4 separate regions of the Homo sapiens genome follow, and regions 2, 3 and 4 are each linked to region 1. A link is a contact called in ENCODE Hi-C or POLR2A ChIA-PET data. All regions are on one chromosome and are shown on one strand. The core of a region is the stretch at or near the end of the contact, and the rest is flanking DNA. Distances in the headings are between cores, read along the strand shown. Region 1 overlaps UBTD2 (ubiquitin domain containing 2). Region 2 overlaps FBXW11 (F-box and WD repeat domain containing 11). Region 3 overlaps STK10 (serine/threonine kinase 10). Region 4 overlaps STK10 (serine/threonine kinase 10).

What was found. A loop is a pair of places that touch in the nucleus more often than their neighbours do. ChIA-PET counts read pairs that join two places held with the same protein, here RNA polymerase II (POLR2A). Pooled maps may share reads with other maps.
Region 2: a loop to region 1 is called in a map with no recorded cell type, with 1.9 times the contacts of the local background. The contact joins two enhancer-like sites. A Hi-C loop is called at or near these places in 1 of 37 single-sample maps with no recorded cell type and 8 of 50 pooled maps. POLR2A ChIA-PET finds 5 or more read pairs at or near these places in 1 of 52 experiments (activated T-cell).
Region 3: a loop to region 1 is called in a pooled map, with 2.1 times the contacts of the local background. The contact joins two enhancer-like sites. A Hi-C loop is called at or near these places in 6 of 50 pooled maps. POLR2A ChIA-PET finds 5 or more read pairs at or near these places in 6 of 52 experiments (A549, Panc1, T-cell and 3 more).
Region 4: a loop to region 1 is called in a pooled map, with 2.6 times the contacts of the local background. The contact joins two enhancer-like sites. A Hi-C loop is called at or near these places in 13 of 37 single-sample maps with no recorded cell type and 12 of 50 pooled maps. POLR2A ChIA-PET finds 5 or more read pairs at or near these places in 4 of 52 experiments (OCI-LY7, activated CD4-positive, alpha-beta T cell, activated CD4-positive, alpha-beta memory T cell and 1 more).

Annotation. Positions count from the first base shown.
Region 1 is chr5:172,234,110-172,237,877 of GRCh38, reverse strand. UBTD2 (ubiquitin domain containing 2) reads left to right here. Exons shown (of 3, transcript NM_152277.3): 2 at 3,520-3,756. Among named protein-coding and RNA genes, the nearest start is that of EFCAB9, 42 kb to the right of the region's middle. RefSeq lists an enhancer at 2,701-2,750. Within about 2 kb of position 1,842, at least 5 of the 41 ENCODE cell types and tissues checked have a DNase peak (open chromatin) inside an H3K27ac peak, as active enhancers do.
Region 2 is chr5:171,983,342-171,987,109 of GRCh38, reverse strand. All of the region lies in intron 1 of FBXW11 (F-box and WD repeat domain containing 11), which reads left to right. Among named protein-coding and RNA genes, the nearest start is that of FBXW11, 21 kb to the left of the region's middle. RefSeq lists an enhancer at 3,155-3,768. Within about 2 kb of position 1,974, at least 4 of the 41 ENCODE cell types and tissues checked have a DNase peak (open chromatin) inside an H3K27ac peak, as active enhancers do.
Region 3 is chr5:172,066,716-172,070,483 of GRCh38, reverse strand. The region is part of intron 12 of STK10 (serine/threonine kinase 10); the gene reads left to right. Among named protein-coding and RNA genes, the nearest start is that of FBXW11, 62 kb to the right of the region's middle. RefSeq lists an enhancer at 3,666-3,715. Within about 2 kb of position 2,068, at least 2 of the 41 ENCODE cell types and tissues checked have a DNase peak (open chromatin) inside an H3K27ac peak, as active enhancers do.
Region 4 is chr5:172,105,786-172,109,553 of GRCh38, reverse strand. STK10 (serine/threonine kinase 10) reads left to right here. Exons shown (of 19, transcript NM_005990.4): 5 at 1,702-1,774; 6 at 2,740-2,934. Among named protein-coding and RNA genes, the nearest start is that of STK10, 81 kb to the left of the region's middle. Within about 2 kb of position 2,518, at least 3 of the 41 ENCODE cell types and tissues checked have a DNase peak (open chromatin) inside an H3K27ac peak, as active enhancers do.

The sequences.
Region 1 (3,768 bases), core at 593-3,092:
TTTTGCCAAAGGACTTAAAGATGTTATTTCATATAGTACCTCTAAGTTCATTTTTACTTATTTAGCAAACATTTATTTGCAGTTTTATTGTATATCATGCATTATTATGAGTGGTTTATGAATATGAACTTAAGTCCTCTTAACAAACCTAAATATTTTCATGTTTTCACGAGAGGATAGTTCAAATGCTTTTGCTAAATGCTAATTTTTTTCCCAGTTATTTATTTAACAAAGGTTAGTCATTTAGTTTAACATGAAGCTTCAAGCCTCAGATTTTGTAGTGAAAATTCTGCACTGCTCTGTGGTTTCACTAAAGTAATTATGTTACAAAGATTTAATCATTTTTTAACAGTGGACATTCTATAGACAGATATTCTATATTATGTTTATAATACAGGCAGAAATAGGCAAATAAAAGTAATCTTCCTTCATGTCACAAATTACCGTGAAACTTTTGACAGCATGTAGATTTGAAAATGCATTGGGGGCCTGTCGCAGTGGCTCATGCCTGTAATTCCAGCACTTTGGGAGGCTGAGGCGGGCGGATCATGAAGTCAAGAAATTGAAACTATCCTGGCCAATATGGTGAAACCCCGTCTCTACTAAAAATACAAAAATTAGCTGGGCATGGTGGCGCGGGCCTGTAGTCCCAGCTACTCGAGAGGCTGAGGCAGGAGAATCGCTTGAACCCAGGAGGCGGAGGTTGCAGTGAGTCGGGTTGCACCAGTGCACTCCAGCCTTGGCGACAGAGCAAGACTCTGTCTCAAGTATATGAATAAAATTTAAAAATTAAAGAAAATGCATTTGGAATGATTTTCCTTAAGCAACATAAACGCATCATCTGTTCTTTTTGTGGGACTTTGTTCATCTATGCTTAGTACAAACGGAGAGAGGTGAAATGAACCTACCTCACATTTGTAAGGAAGGTGTTTTACAATTTTTCCAAGGTACTTTGTACCCTTATTATGATTGTTTTTCTGTTGGCTTCCTCTTTTCAAAGTCCTCTTCCTTTCATTTGCTTTAGTTTTAGGTCCTGAGATTCTTCTGTAGAGGTTTTGTTGTTTTTGTCCATGCTTTGTAATTCTCTCAGAATGACAGGAAAAATTATACTGAGTTATCTCTCATGCATTTAATACATATGAGGCCAGATAATTCTGTAGAAATACTCAGACCCAAAACTTTATTCAGATAAATATCTTACTGAGTCTACCTGCTTACTGTGCCATCTTCCACTTCCTGGTCAGTAAGCTGAGTGTTGTCTGTAAACTGTCTCTAACTCATCTAAATGATAATGTAGCAGAAAATAAAATCAACCTTGCATTCCATCGTGTTGGTGCAATCAGTGGGTTGTGGTTATCAGACCAGATTCTGAACATCTTCTAGAGAATTATGCTCTAGCTGCATTGTCTGTATTATTTGGAAGAGGTAGGGAAAAATCATTAGTATAGACTGTGTTTCTCGCATTTGAATTAAATGTAATAGGCACATCTGTAGTGTTACTCCCAGTAGACACTCAGTACATATTTGTTGATTAAATAAAGAGACTTGGATTCTGTTTCCAGCTCTGCTACTAAATGGATGGGTTTCCTATTCTGCTTCCTCACCCTTTCAGAACTCACCTGTTTTGCATTTCACTAGGACAAGTTAGAGGGCAAAAAGTATTTGAGTTAATGCTGAGTGTTTTAAGTGGAAAACAGCTAGTCTTTTGGTGTGCCACCCTGAGGGGAGAGGACAGAAGAGACCTGACCTGGCAGTCTTTATTGAGAATATAGCCTGGAGAGTAGAGATAGCCCAGGGTCTGGAGTCATTTTATTTTCTGTTTTGCATAGTCCAAATTTCATCTGGCCCTGGGCCAATGAGGGAGTAGTCAATTTCATGGATGCTTTAGAACCAGTTTGAGAGTGATTTCTTTAAAATTGGTATTCTTTCTGCAATTAAATATAGAACATTGAATTTTGACACACACCCTCTCTCCTTCCCACTCGCTGTGTCATTTATTTCCCACCCACTCTTTTCCAACACTCTTCTTATCTTTTCATCCAGCTTCAATTTTCTTTCTATCTTCTATCCCATCTATCAAACTATTCCCTATCTATAGCACTGTATAATCTTACAGAGCCATAAATAAGAATGGCTCTGTAGGTCAGTATGACCCATGGAAATAGATCACAGATAATACACCAGATGGTTATCTGGGTGCAAGGATGCTGCATCAGGCTTATTCCAGCGCTACTACTACATAACATTGTCTAAGGGGAGATGCTGCCACTTGCCCTCTGTTTTCTTCTTCTCTTGGGTTGAAACTAGGGTAGGGTATCATAGTTCTTCTGCTCCTTGTGGTTCGGAGCTAATCCCTTGGCCTAGCATCAAAGATTATCTCTTTTACTCCCAGTTCCTCAAAAAAACTAAAGTACTGATTCTACCCTTTGTAAATTAGTTCCTGTTTGAGTTCCAGAGAAAGGTATTTACAGTTCCTTGACTAAAGTCCAGAGAGTAGAATGCTAGAGGAAGCATTCCTCTAATCAGTTTGTTCATGATTCTGGTGGTTTGGCTCTTCTTTCTCTGGGCACTGAAAAGCAATCTTTTACCTCTTTGGATTTTCTCAGTTCCTACTTCCTGGTTTCATGTGTCCAAGCTACTATTGCCGTTTGCTTCCCCAAGTATCTTGCCTCTCTTTCGTGGTGTCTCTTGACTCTCATATCCTGCTCTTACAGTCTGATGAAACACTTACCTTCTAGGCAGTTCTTTTAAAATGAACAAAACAAAACTTTCATTGTATTAAAAAAAAATTTTTTTAGAGCAGTTTTAGATTCATAACAGAATTGAGAGGAAGGTACAGAGATTTCCTATGTACTCCCAGTGCCTACACATACATAGCCTCCTTTCCCTGATTATCAGCATCCTCCACCAGAGTGGTACATTCATTACAACTATAATTCTCTGGGGTTCTTTAGTTTTGTTTTGTTTTGTTTGAGATGAGGTTTCACTCTCGCCCAGGCTGAAGTGCAGTGGCATGATCATGGCTCACTGCAAACACAACCTCCCAGGCTCAAGTGATCCTCCCACCTCAGCCTCCCAAGTAGCTGGGACCACAGGCACATGCCAACATGCCAGGCTAATTTTTGTGTATTTTGTAGAGATGGGGGTCTCACCATGTTGCCCAGGCTAGTCTCGAACTCCTGGATTCAAGCCTTCCTTCCACCTCAGCCTCCCAAAGTGCTGGGATTACAGGTGTTGAGCTACTGCACTCAGCCTGTAATTCTTTTTAATGATCCTGTGGAGGGTGTACTGAGTGGAAAAGAGCTACCAATTTGTTTTGCATAGAGCAGTCTAATGTCTCTATTCACTTTTGTAGTTCCAAAATGTGTTAGAGGAATTTCAGGATGCACAAATTAGCTAGCAGGTAAATTTCTGGCTGTGATTTTGATGAAATAATCCAAGAGAGGAATGACCAGATAACTTTTGATACATATTTTATAAATTTTGGGTTTGATCTCAGTCTTTTATTTTTCTTTTCAGTTGCTCTAGGTCGTAACCAGCCTTTGAAAAAGGAGAAACCAAAATGGAAAAGCGATTATCCTATGACAGATGGACAACTACGCAGCAAGAGGGATGAATTTTGGGATACAGCACCAGCTTTTGAAGGCCGGAAAGAGATTTGGGATGCCTTGAAGGCTGCTGCACATGCTTTTGAGAGCAATGATCATGAACTGGCACAAGCAATCATTGATGGTGCAAACATAACATTACCACATGGTAGGTTTGGTG
Region 2 (3,768 bases), core at 725-3,224, 250 kb after region 1:
AACTGTTCCACCTTAGACATCAGGCATTAGCTGGATTCTCTTAAAGAGCATGCAACGTAGATCCCTCACATGCGCAGTTCACAGTAGGGTTCCTGCTTCTGTGAGAATCTAATGCCTGGGCTGATCATCTGACAGGAGGCAGAGCTCAGGTGGTAATGCGAGTGTTAGGGGACAGCTGTAAATACAGATAAAGCTTTGCCTCCTGCTCATCTCCTGCTGTGAGGCCCAGTTCTTAATAGGTCACAGACTGATACCAGTCCACAGCCTGGGGTTGGGGATCCCTGCTTTATGTCATAAGATGCAAGCTAATAACCTGTGGATAGGTAGAGCTTCACAAACATATTTTATGTGGTCCACACGGATTTTTTTTTTCTTTTTTTTTTGAGACGGAGTCTCACTCTGTTGCCCAGGCTGGAGTGCGGTGGCGCCATCTCGGCTCACTGCAACCCTTACTTCCTAGGTTCAAGCGATTCTCCTATCTCAGCCTCCTAAGTAGCTGGGACTACAGGCGCACACCACCATGCCTGGCTAATTTTTGTATTTTTAGCAGAGATGGGGCTTTGCCATGTTGGCCAGGCTGGTCTTGAACTCCTGACCTCAGATGATCCATCCTCCTTGGCCTCCCAAAGTGTTGGGATTACAGGGGTGAGCCACCACACCTGGCCTGGTCCACACGGATTTTATTTATTTATTTATTATTTGTTTTTGAGACAGAGTCTCACTCTGTCACCCAGGCTGGAGTACAATGGTGTGATCTCACTGCAACCTCCACCTCCCAGGTTCAAGTGATTCTTAGGCCTCAGCCTTCTGAGTAGCTGCAACTACAGGTGCATACCACCATGCCCGGCTAATTTTTGTATTTTTAGTAGAGATGGGGTTTCACCATGTTGGCCAGGCTGGTCTCAAACTCCTGGCCTCAAGTGATCCACCTGCCTTGGCCTCCCAAAGTGCTGGTATTATAGATGTGAGCCACCGCTCCTGGCCAGATTTTAAAAATTGGGACATTTCATATGAAAACACTAATTTGTGGTTTTGTTTGAAAATTGGAGCTCAGTAGTAGCTGTCCTTTTGAGTCAGAGCTTGTACTTTCCTGTACGTAACTCCTATGAGACCAATTTCACTTTATCTAATTGGTCATATACATTTTTAATTTTTATTTTTTTGGGTCAGAATCTTGTTCTGCCACCCAGGCTGGAGTACAGTGGTGTGATCATGGCTCATTGCAGCCTTGACCTCCTGGACGTAAGCTATTTTCCTGCCTTAGCCTCCCAAGTAGTTGGGACTGCTGGTGCATGCCACCATGTCTGGCTAAGTTTTAAAATCATATTTTATTTTTCGGTACAGGGTCTTCTTGCTCTGTTCCCCAGACTGAAGTGGTGCAGAGGTGCAGTCATAGCTTACTGCAGCCTCTAATTCCTGGGCTCAAGCCATCCTCCCACCTCAGCCTCCAAGTAGCTGGGACTACAGCAGCATGCCACCATGCCCAGCTAATTTTTTAATTTTTTAATTTTTTTTTTGTAGAGACGAAGTCTTGCTGTGTTGCACAGGCTGGTCTTGAACTGGCTTCAAATGATCCTTATCTCTCAACCTCCTGAAGTGTTAGGATTATAGGTGTGAGCCACTGCATCTGGTCTATTTTTATAATTTTTTTTAGATACTGGGTCTCACTGTTGCCCAGGCTGGTCTCAAACTCCTGGCCTCAAGCAATCTTCCTGCCCAGGCCTCCTGAGCTGTTGGGGTTACAGGTGTGAGCCACATGTAAGTTTTTGAGCGTGTGATCCCTGCCTAGATTGGAGGAGGTATGAGGGTGGTGGATGTGGTTGAGAAGGGAGGTGACTGTGAACATTAGAGCAAGATCTGTGGTTTACAAAGATCACTCCAGTTGTCAGATTAGAGGATGCTTTAGAGCAGGGCAAATTGGAGCAGGGGGACTGATTCATTTACTGTTGGAATGTCCCAGGGAAGGAAAGATGAGATAGTAACAGATGGTATGAAGAGGAGGAAATGAGACATTTTAGATGTAGAGTGGATGACTGTGTTGATAGCTGTGCGTATATGTGTGTTTGTATTGATATGAATGTAAATCAGACTATTAAGAGAGTCCTGTTTCTGAAAAGCTTTGCCTTCATAAATCAGTGTCTGAAAGTTAACTGCTTGTTTTTATAACCTGTTGGTTAATTTTGGAAGGCAGTAGTAATAGTTTTAGGCATGTCGTCACCGTAAAGCTTAGTTTTATAATATGCAAATAACATGCTTCTGCAAAAAATGTAACTTCGACCTGCCTTTATTTTTGAAAATTGTGCATAAAGTAAATATTTATAGTGCGATTCTTTTTTTCTATAATTTTCCTTATAATTATGGAGCTAAATTTTTAAACAAGATTGGAAAGCTATATACTTATTTTTAAGGAGCTTGCTGCATGTATTTAATTTTCCTACAATCGCTACTAGAAGTTAAAAGGATAGTGAATTCATAAGGTCCTTTCCCCCACACTTAAAATTATACCATATTATGATCATCTAGACTGTTTATAACTATTTTGTCAGAAATTCTCCCTGATTGGAGCATGACTTTATCTAGTTCCATTACCGGTGCCATTATTCTGGATATTTAGTATTACCTCCAGCCCACACATGCTGAGGGAGATAGACATGAAGTACATGTAAATGGGTAGACTAGAAGTGAGATTGACTGACAAGCCATGCCTGGCTACTGTGTAATAAGCTTCCGGCTTTGGAGGATAAACAGAGATTGGTTAAAAGAGCATTTGTATAGGTATGTTTTATTGTGTATAACTTACATTAAAGAATACATGTTTTAAGTGTACAGCTCAATGAATTTTTACATGTGTGCACAGCACATCGTGTAACCACTACCTAGATCAAATTATAGACCTTTTCCAGAGCATTTCAAGGCTTCCTCTTGCCTGTAGCTCATCCAGTCAATGAACTCTCTTCTTAAAGGCCTTTTCTGACCTCTTTCACTGTAGGCTAGTTATGTCTGTTTTTGAAATTTATGTAAATAGGATTATAGAGTATATACTCTTGTGGTTTTGTTCCCCCACTCATTATTATTATGTCTGTAAAATTCATCCGTTTTATTATGTGTGGCTGTAGTTTTTTTTTTTCTATGCATTATTCCATTGTAAATATTCAGTTTGTTTGTTTTACTTGGTTGATGAAATGCTTGGGTTGCTGAGTACTTGGCTGTTATTGATGAATACGTGAGTTGCTTCTAATTTTTGTCTGCTACTGTGGACAGCAATTCTAAGGTAGACATGAGCACTTGTTTCTCTTGGGTATGAGAACCCAACAGAATTACTGGGTAATGGGGGTAGGCATATATTTAGCTTTAATAGATACTGCTTGTTTTGGGAAAAACTCTCAAACCATGTTTTTCCTCTGCTCTCAAACCAGTACAACAGCAGTCATGAACACAGAAGAAGGCTTCTGTGACCAAATGTGTGGGAGTGGGTTTCTCTCCACCACTAGTGAGCAATCAGTTCTGCAGCGGGCACCAGCTGTGTGTTCCCCAATTCAATTCCGACACAATCTACCTAGAGATAGTGTCCGATCCCACAGATTGAGGGCTTGGTCCCCGAGATTGCCCCCCTACCCCACATACCAGTGGCAAGCCTGGGCTTTTGTCCTTCTGACCAACTTGCTTCAAGTTGGGGTTCCCGCTACCCATACTGTGGGTTCAATTAATTTGCTGGAAAGGCTCACAGAATTCAGGGAAACAGGTAACATTTACCAGTTTATCATAAAG
Region 3 (3,768 bases), core at 819-3,318, 170 kb after region 1:
TTCATTCCACAAATCTTTATATGTTGTATTTTCATTTTTATTCAATACCAATTACTTTTTAATTTCCTTTGCAACTTCCTCTTTGACCCAGGTTATTTAAAAGCTTGTTGTTTAATTTTAAAATGTTTTGGGGCTCTCATATCTTTCTCTTATTGTTTTTTAGTTTGATTTCATTATGATCAAATCAAATAACATATATATATAGATATATAGATATATAGATATATATTTTTTTGAGGTGGAATTTTGCTCTTGTCGCCCAGGCTGGAGTGCAATGGCATGATCTCGGCTCACTGCAACCTCTGCCTCCCGGGTTCAAGTGATTCTCCTGCCTCAGCCCCCCAAGTAGCTGGGATTACAGGCACATGCCACCACACCCAGCTAATTTTTGTATTTTTAGTAGAGACAGGGTTTCACCATGTTGGCCAGGCTGGTCTTGAACTCTTGACCTCAGGTGATCCACATGCCTCAGCCTCCCAAAGTGCTGGGATTACAGGCATGAGCCACCACGCCCGGCCCATATATTTTTTAAGATTTCAGTTTTTAAAAATGTATTATGGCTTGTTTTATGGTCCGGGATGTGGTCTGTGTTGCTGAGTGTTCCGTGTGCACTTGAAAAGGATGTGTATTCTGCTGTTGTTGAGTGGAGTATTCTATAAATGTCAAGTAGGTCAACTTAATTGATAGTATTGTTCAGGTCTTCTCTATTCTTACTGATTTTCTGACCACTTGTTCTACTGGCTACTGAGAAAGGAATGTTAACATCTCCAACTGTAATTGTGGATTTATCTATTTCTCATTCAGTTCTGTCAGCTTTTGTTTCACATTTTTGAAATTATTTTGTTATTTTAAATAGTCACATTTTCTTTTATTTATTTATTTGTTTATTTTCTTTGCAATGGAAGTCTAACTATGTTGCCCAGAGTGCCCTCAAACTCCTGGGCTCAAGTGATCCTCCTCAGCCTCCTAGACTTTAGCTAAGACTAAAATAGTCATATTTTCTTAGTGAACTGAGTCTTCCTTTTATAATTATATAATGCCCATCATTATTCCTGATAATATTCCTTGTTCTGAAGTCTACCTTGTCTAATAAATAGCCAATCCTACTTTCTTTTGATAAGTGTTTGCATACAGTATCTTTTCCCATCCTTTCAATTTAACCTGTCTAAATCTTTATATTTAACATGGGTTTCTTGTTGACAGCATATAGTTGTGCTTTCATTTTTTTTAATCCCATCTGAAAATCTTTGTTTTTTAGTAGAGGTGTTTATGGCATTTATATTTAATTAAATTATTACCTGTTTTGTCTCCTTTGGTTTTTGTTCCTCTCTTCCCTGTTTTTCTACCTCCTTTTGAAGTATTTGAATATTTTTAGTATTATTTTTTAATTCATGAATTAGTTTATATTTTATGTGTGTGTGTGTGTTTGTGTTTAATGGTTGCTCTGGGGCATTATAATATACATACCTATCTCAGCATCTATTTAGAGTTGATATTGTAATTCTTTAAGTAAAATGTACCTTTACAACCATGTAAATTTCTTGATACTTTCTCAATTTTGTTATAATTGTCACGTTTTTGGTTTTGTTTTTTTTTTTTGAGGCAGAGTCTTGCTCTGTCGCCCAGGCTGAAGTGCAATGGTATGATCTTGGCTCACTGCAACCTCTGCCTCCTGGGTTCAAGCAGTTCTCATGCCTAGAGACAGGGTTTCACCATGTTGGCCAGGCTGGTCTTGCCTGGCCTCAAGCAATCCGCCCACCTCAGCCTCCCAAAGTGCTGGCATTACAGGTGTGAGCCACCACACCTGGCCTATCACATGTATTATATCTACATATATTAAAAACCATACCAGACAATGTGACAACTTTTGCTTTAAATGGTCATTGAGATTTTAAAGATCTTAAGGGAAAAAGTGTTGATTATGTTTATCCAGATATTTACCATTTCTGTCACTCTTTCTTTTTTACTGAAGATACAAGTTTTCTTCTCAGCTCACTTCTTTTCAACCTGAAGAACTTCCAATGTAGCCTTTCTTCCTGACCACAAAGTTTCCTACTTTCCTTCATCTGAAAATGTCTTTATTTTACTTTCATTTCTGAAGGATAGTTTCACTAGACATACCTATCTCAGCACTTTTTTTTTTTGAGACAGAGTCTCGCTCTGTCGCCCAGACTGGAGTGCAGTGGTGTGATCTCGGCTCACTGCAACCTGTGCCTCCCGGGTTCAAGCAGTTCTCTGCTTCAGCCTCCTGAGTAGCTGGGATTACAGGCGCCTGTCACCATACCCAGCTAATTTTTTTGTATTTTTAGTAGAGACAGGGTTTCACCATCTTGGCCAGGCTTGTCTTGAATTCCTGACCTCGTGATCCACCCGCCTTAGCCTCCCCAAGTGCTGGGATTACAGGCGTGAGCCACCGCGCCCGGCCCTTCTTTCAGCACTTTAAGGATGATACTCCGGTGGCTTTTGGCCTCCCTAGTGTCTGTTGGGGAATCCATGGTCACTGGAGTCATTATTTTCCTGTGTTAATATGTCACATTTCTCTTAACTACTCTCCTGAATTTTTTTAGTGTTTGGTTTTCAAGTTTTATTATGATATGTATGAGGGTGGTTTTCTTTTAATTTAACCTGTTTGGGTTTCATTGAGCTTTTGATAATTTTCCCATAAGTTCCTGAAACCTTCCTCTTTTTCATCTTTTTTTCTCTCTATCATTCATATTATATAATCTTTATTAATCAGTCTTCAAATGAATGACCCTCCTCTGTGATCACCATTCCACTATTGTTTTATTTTAATTTCAGACATTGTATTGTTTAGTTTTAAATTTTCTAATTTTTTAAAAAATAGTTTTTCTGGGCTGTGAACTTTCATCTTTCCATACTTGAAATATTAAAGGGCTTTACCTCATGGAGTACAGTTATAATAGCTGCTTTAAAGTTTCTTTCTGCCAGTCCCAACATCTGTGTCATCCCGGAGCTGACATCTATTGATTGCCTTTTTCTTTGAAAATTGGTTCTATTTCCTGATTCTTTGTATGTAGAGTAATTTTTTATTGTTTCCTTGGCATTTTATTCTATTTATTTATTTATTTATTTATTTATTTATTTATTTATTCTATTTATTTATTTAGAGACAGGGTCTTGCTCTGTTGCCCAGGATGGAGTGCAGTGGTGCAGTCACAGCTCACTGCAGCCTCAACCTCCTGGGCTAAAGTGATCCTCCCACTTCAGCCTCCTGAGTAGCTGAGACTACAGGTGCACTGGCACCACACCCAGCTAGTTTTTTGTATTAATATTTTCTGTAGAGACGGGTTTTTGCCATGTTGCCCAGGTTGGTCTCGAACTCCTGAGCTCAGGTGATCCACCCAGCCTCCCAAAGTGCTGGGATTACAGGTGTGAGCCACCGTGCCTGGCTATCCCTGACATTTCAGTGTTATGTTCTGTAGACTGTGGGTCCGTATTATAATCTTTTGAAGAATGTAGATGTTTTTTGTTTAACAGGAAACCCTGCAGACCACAGGTTCTGTCTGATCTTCTGTGGGTAGTGGTTTCAGTGTTAGTTTAGTTGGGTCTTTGCTTTTTTTGTTTTTTGCTATACTGCTTGGCACCTGTCTCACTCATACTCAGCTCAGGGGTGAATCTCTGTGTTCACACACACAGTTAGGAATTTCCCTTTTCCTGCGCTCTTCTCTTTGTTTTTGAGACGGAGTCTCGCTCTGTCCCTCAGGCTGGAAGTTCAATGGTATGATCTCGGCTCACTGCAACCTACGC
Region 4 (3,768 bases), core at 1,269-3,768, 130 kb after region 1:
AGGAGGATTGCTTGAGCCCAGGGTTCAAGACCAGCCTGGGCAACATAGAGACTCCATCTCTACAAAAAATACAAAAATTAGCCGGGTGTGGTGGCATACACCTGTAGTCTCAGCTACTCGGGAGGATTGCTTGAGCCTGGGAGGTTGAGGCTGCAGTGAGCCATGATTGTGCCACTGCACTCCAGCTTGGGTGACAGAGTGGACTCTGTCATGAAAAAAAAAAAAAAGTGTTCATTTATTTTTGCTAGTCCTGCAAATAATACACTTTATCATAGCAAAGGTGTGGAAGTCTCACCACCCACACACAGCCATTTAAGTAGTGTGGTATATTTCCTCCAAGTCAGTTCAGTGTGTATTTTTCCCCTTTTTGGAGTGAGAGGGGCATGATTCTGACCAGACAGTATATTCAACTGTGTATCCCCCTTCTCCCCACTTAACCTTTTACAGTAATATAAATAGTAATCAGTAAGGCCGGGCGCAGTGGCTCACGCCTATAATCCCAGCACTTTGGAAGGCCAAGGCTGGTGGACCACCTGAGGTTAGGAGTTCAAGACAAGCCTGGGCAACGTGGTGAAACTCCATCTCTACTAAAAATACAAAAATTAGCTGGGCATGTCGGCACATGCCTGTAATGTCATCTACTTGGGAGGCTGAGGCACAAGAATCGCTGGAACCCGGGAGGTGGAGGTTACAGTGAGCCAAGATTGCGCCACTGCACTCCAGCCTGGGTGACAGAGCAAGACTCCATCTCAAAAAAATAATAATAAATTAATAAATAGTAATAAATACCGCCCAGGTTGGAGTGCAGTGGCACAATCCTGGCTCACTGCAGCCTCTGCCTCCTGGGTTCAAGTGATTCTCCCACCTCAGCCTCCCAAGTAATTGGGACTGCAGGGACATGCCACCACACCTGGCTAATTTTTTTTTTTTTTTTTTTTTTGAGACAGTCTCACTCTATTGCCTGGGCTGGAGCGCAGTGGTGCGATTGCAGCTCCCTGCAGCCTCCACCTCCCGGGTTCAAGCGATTTTTGTGCCTCAGCCCCCCAAGTATCTGGGATTACAGGCGTCCACCACCACACCTGGCTAATTTTTGTATTTTTAGTAGAGACTGGGTTTTGCCACGTTGGCCAGGTTGATCTCCAACTCCCAGCCTCAAGCGATCTGCCTGTTTCAGCCTCCCAAAGTACTGGGATTACAGGCGTGAGCCACCCTGCCTGGCCTCCATTTTTCTTAATCTATATAAAAAGTTTTAAAATCACTGCCTGATAGCCAAGCAATTATGGTTGTTTTCAGTGTGTCACTATTATTATAATTTTATAATGGCACTGTTATTATAATGGGATTTTGATTAACATCATTATGCATTTTTTTAAATTTAAGACTGTTTCATTAGGGCAGAGTCCTGGATTTGGAATTACTGGATTAAAATGGTATGGGTATTTTAAAGGTTCTTGCTATTTATTGCCAAATTGCTTTCCTGAAGGCTGCTGCCAGTGCAGGCTCTCGTTAGTAGAGAGGAAAGTGTTCATCTCGGTACTTCCTCTCAGCAGCAGATAGTCTTACATTTTTAATGCTTTCTAATTTGCTAGATAGAAAATGGCATCTGTTAGTCGACTTGGAATGTGTACCCCTGAGTCCACATCCCCGGCTTTTACCCCAGGGCTATGGGTGGAAAACGCTAGCTGAGATTTTGTCTTGCAGCTGACTTTGGTGTGTCTGCCAAGAATCTGAAGACTCTACAGAAACGAGATTCCTTCATCGGCACGCCTTACTGGTGAGTCGTGTAGCTTCTGGAAATGGAATGGACTGGATGTAAAAACTCTCCAAGGTGACCACCAGGCGCTTTAGACAGAGAGGGGCCGGAAGACAAGGGCTACACGCCCTGCCTCGTGGCTTACTAGCTGTGTGACCTTGGACAAGCTGTTTAGCTTTCCCGTGCGTCAGTTTCTTCATCCATAAAATTAGGGATATAATGGCCCCTACTTAATAAGGCTACTGTGAGAATGAAATGAAATGGTGCACATAGAAGGCACTCCATTAATAACTGAACTAGAATCCATAAAACAGGATTCAGTTCGTGATTTATTCGCCACGTATGTATTGAGGGCCGGGGATGGGGACCGTGAAGGTGAACAGTACAAGTTCAATTCCTACCGTCATGTGAAGTCTCCCTGGACTTCTGTAGTCTGTCGTGTTTCCTTCTTTTCCAGAACTATTACTTTAAAAGCAAAACACTGTCACTCAATTTCACGCCTGACTACTCTCTGTTTGCCGTGTTTCCAATTTTTTCATGTGCATTACTTGCCATTGTGTAGTTTGGGCTCCTTTCTTGCTTGCTTGTTACTCACCCTTGCTCTCTCTCTCCCCCCTTTTATACCTGTTTCTCCTCTCTGTGCTGGTGTCTTCTCGCCCACCCACCTCCACGCCCCTTTTTTTTTGCTCCGCACCTTCCCCTCCGCTCCCACCCGCCCCCTCCCCAGGACTCTGTGTTCCGGGTTGCTGCTGCCATCTCGCGGTAGGCATCGGAACTGCAGCAGGACGTGGCGGGGAGCCGCGTGGAGGCGTTTTTCTGTGGAAGAGCGTCCTAAGGAAGACAGTGGGATGCAAAGTCACGCAGATCATGATTCGGGAGTGCTGCCAACCCCGACAGTGGCTCGTGGTGGCCCTTGACCCTGAATGTCCAAGAAGCACCTGTAAAGGCCAGATTCTTAGCCCTATGTTGTCCCTTGGTTGGTTCAGGATGGCCCCCGAGGTGGTCATGTGTGAGACCATGAAAGACACGCCCTACGACTACAAAGCCGACATCTGGTCCCTGGGCATCACGCTGATTGAGATGGCCCAGATCGAGCCGCCACACCACGAGCTCAACCCCATGCGGGTCCTGCTAAAGATCGCCAAGTCGGACCCTCCCACGCTGCTCACGCCCTCTAAGTGGTGAGGGGCAGGGGCAGGGCCACCTGCCGGGGTGCCTGCGCCGGGATTAGGGCTGGAATATGTGGTGGACGGGGCTGGGGAGGTGCAGTGGTAGCGTTCTCCTGGTGCTGCTAGCTCCAAAGGAGAGGTTGGGGCCTGGGGGTCTTCAGGCGTTTCTGAGCCCCCCCGGGCCCTTCGTGCCTCTTTTTCCCTTTGTGTTCCTTTTTTTTTTTTTTTTTGAGATAGGGTCTCACTCTTTTGCCCAGGCTGGAGTACAGTGGTGCAGTCATAGCTCACTGCAACCTCGACCTCCTAGGCTCAAGAGATCCTCACACCTCAGCCTCCCTTGTAGCCGAGAGTACAGGCACCCACCACCATGCCTGGCTAATTTTCTGTAGAGACAAGGTCTCCTATGTTGCCCAGGCTGGTCTTGAACTCCTGGCCTCAAGGGATCCGTCTGCCTCGGCCTCCCAAAGTGCTGGAATTACAGGCGTGAGCTACCGTGCTGCCTCTGTGCACTTGACATGAGATCTTCACCAGAGCAAACCAAGTCACCCAAATAAGCTGGCTCCCACTGGGGAACAGGAGCCCCAGCTGAGCCGCAGGAGCCACATGGCACACCCTGGGCGGGACATCGGGGGCCTGGGTTCAAATCCCGGCACTGCTGAGTCTCCTCACTGCGTGGCCTGGGCACGTCCCTGCTCCTCGCCGATGTCTGGGTCCCCATCTGGACAGTGGTGTCCATGATGAAAAGGGCGTCGTGTAGGCCCTGTCACTGTTTTAGCTTGTGAAAGTTTCCTCTGTCCTTTGAGGGGCATGATTGGGACAGTGGAGTCTGTGACGTGGGGGGCTTCT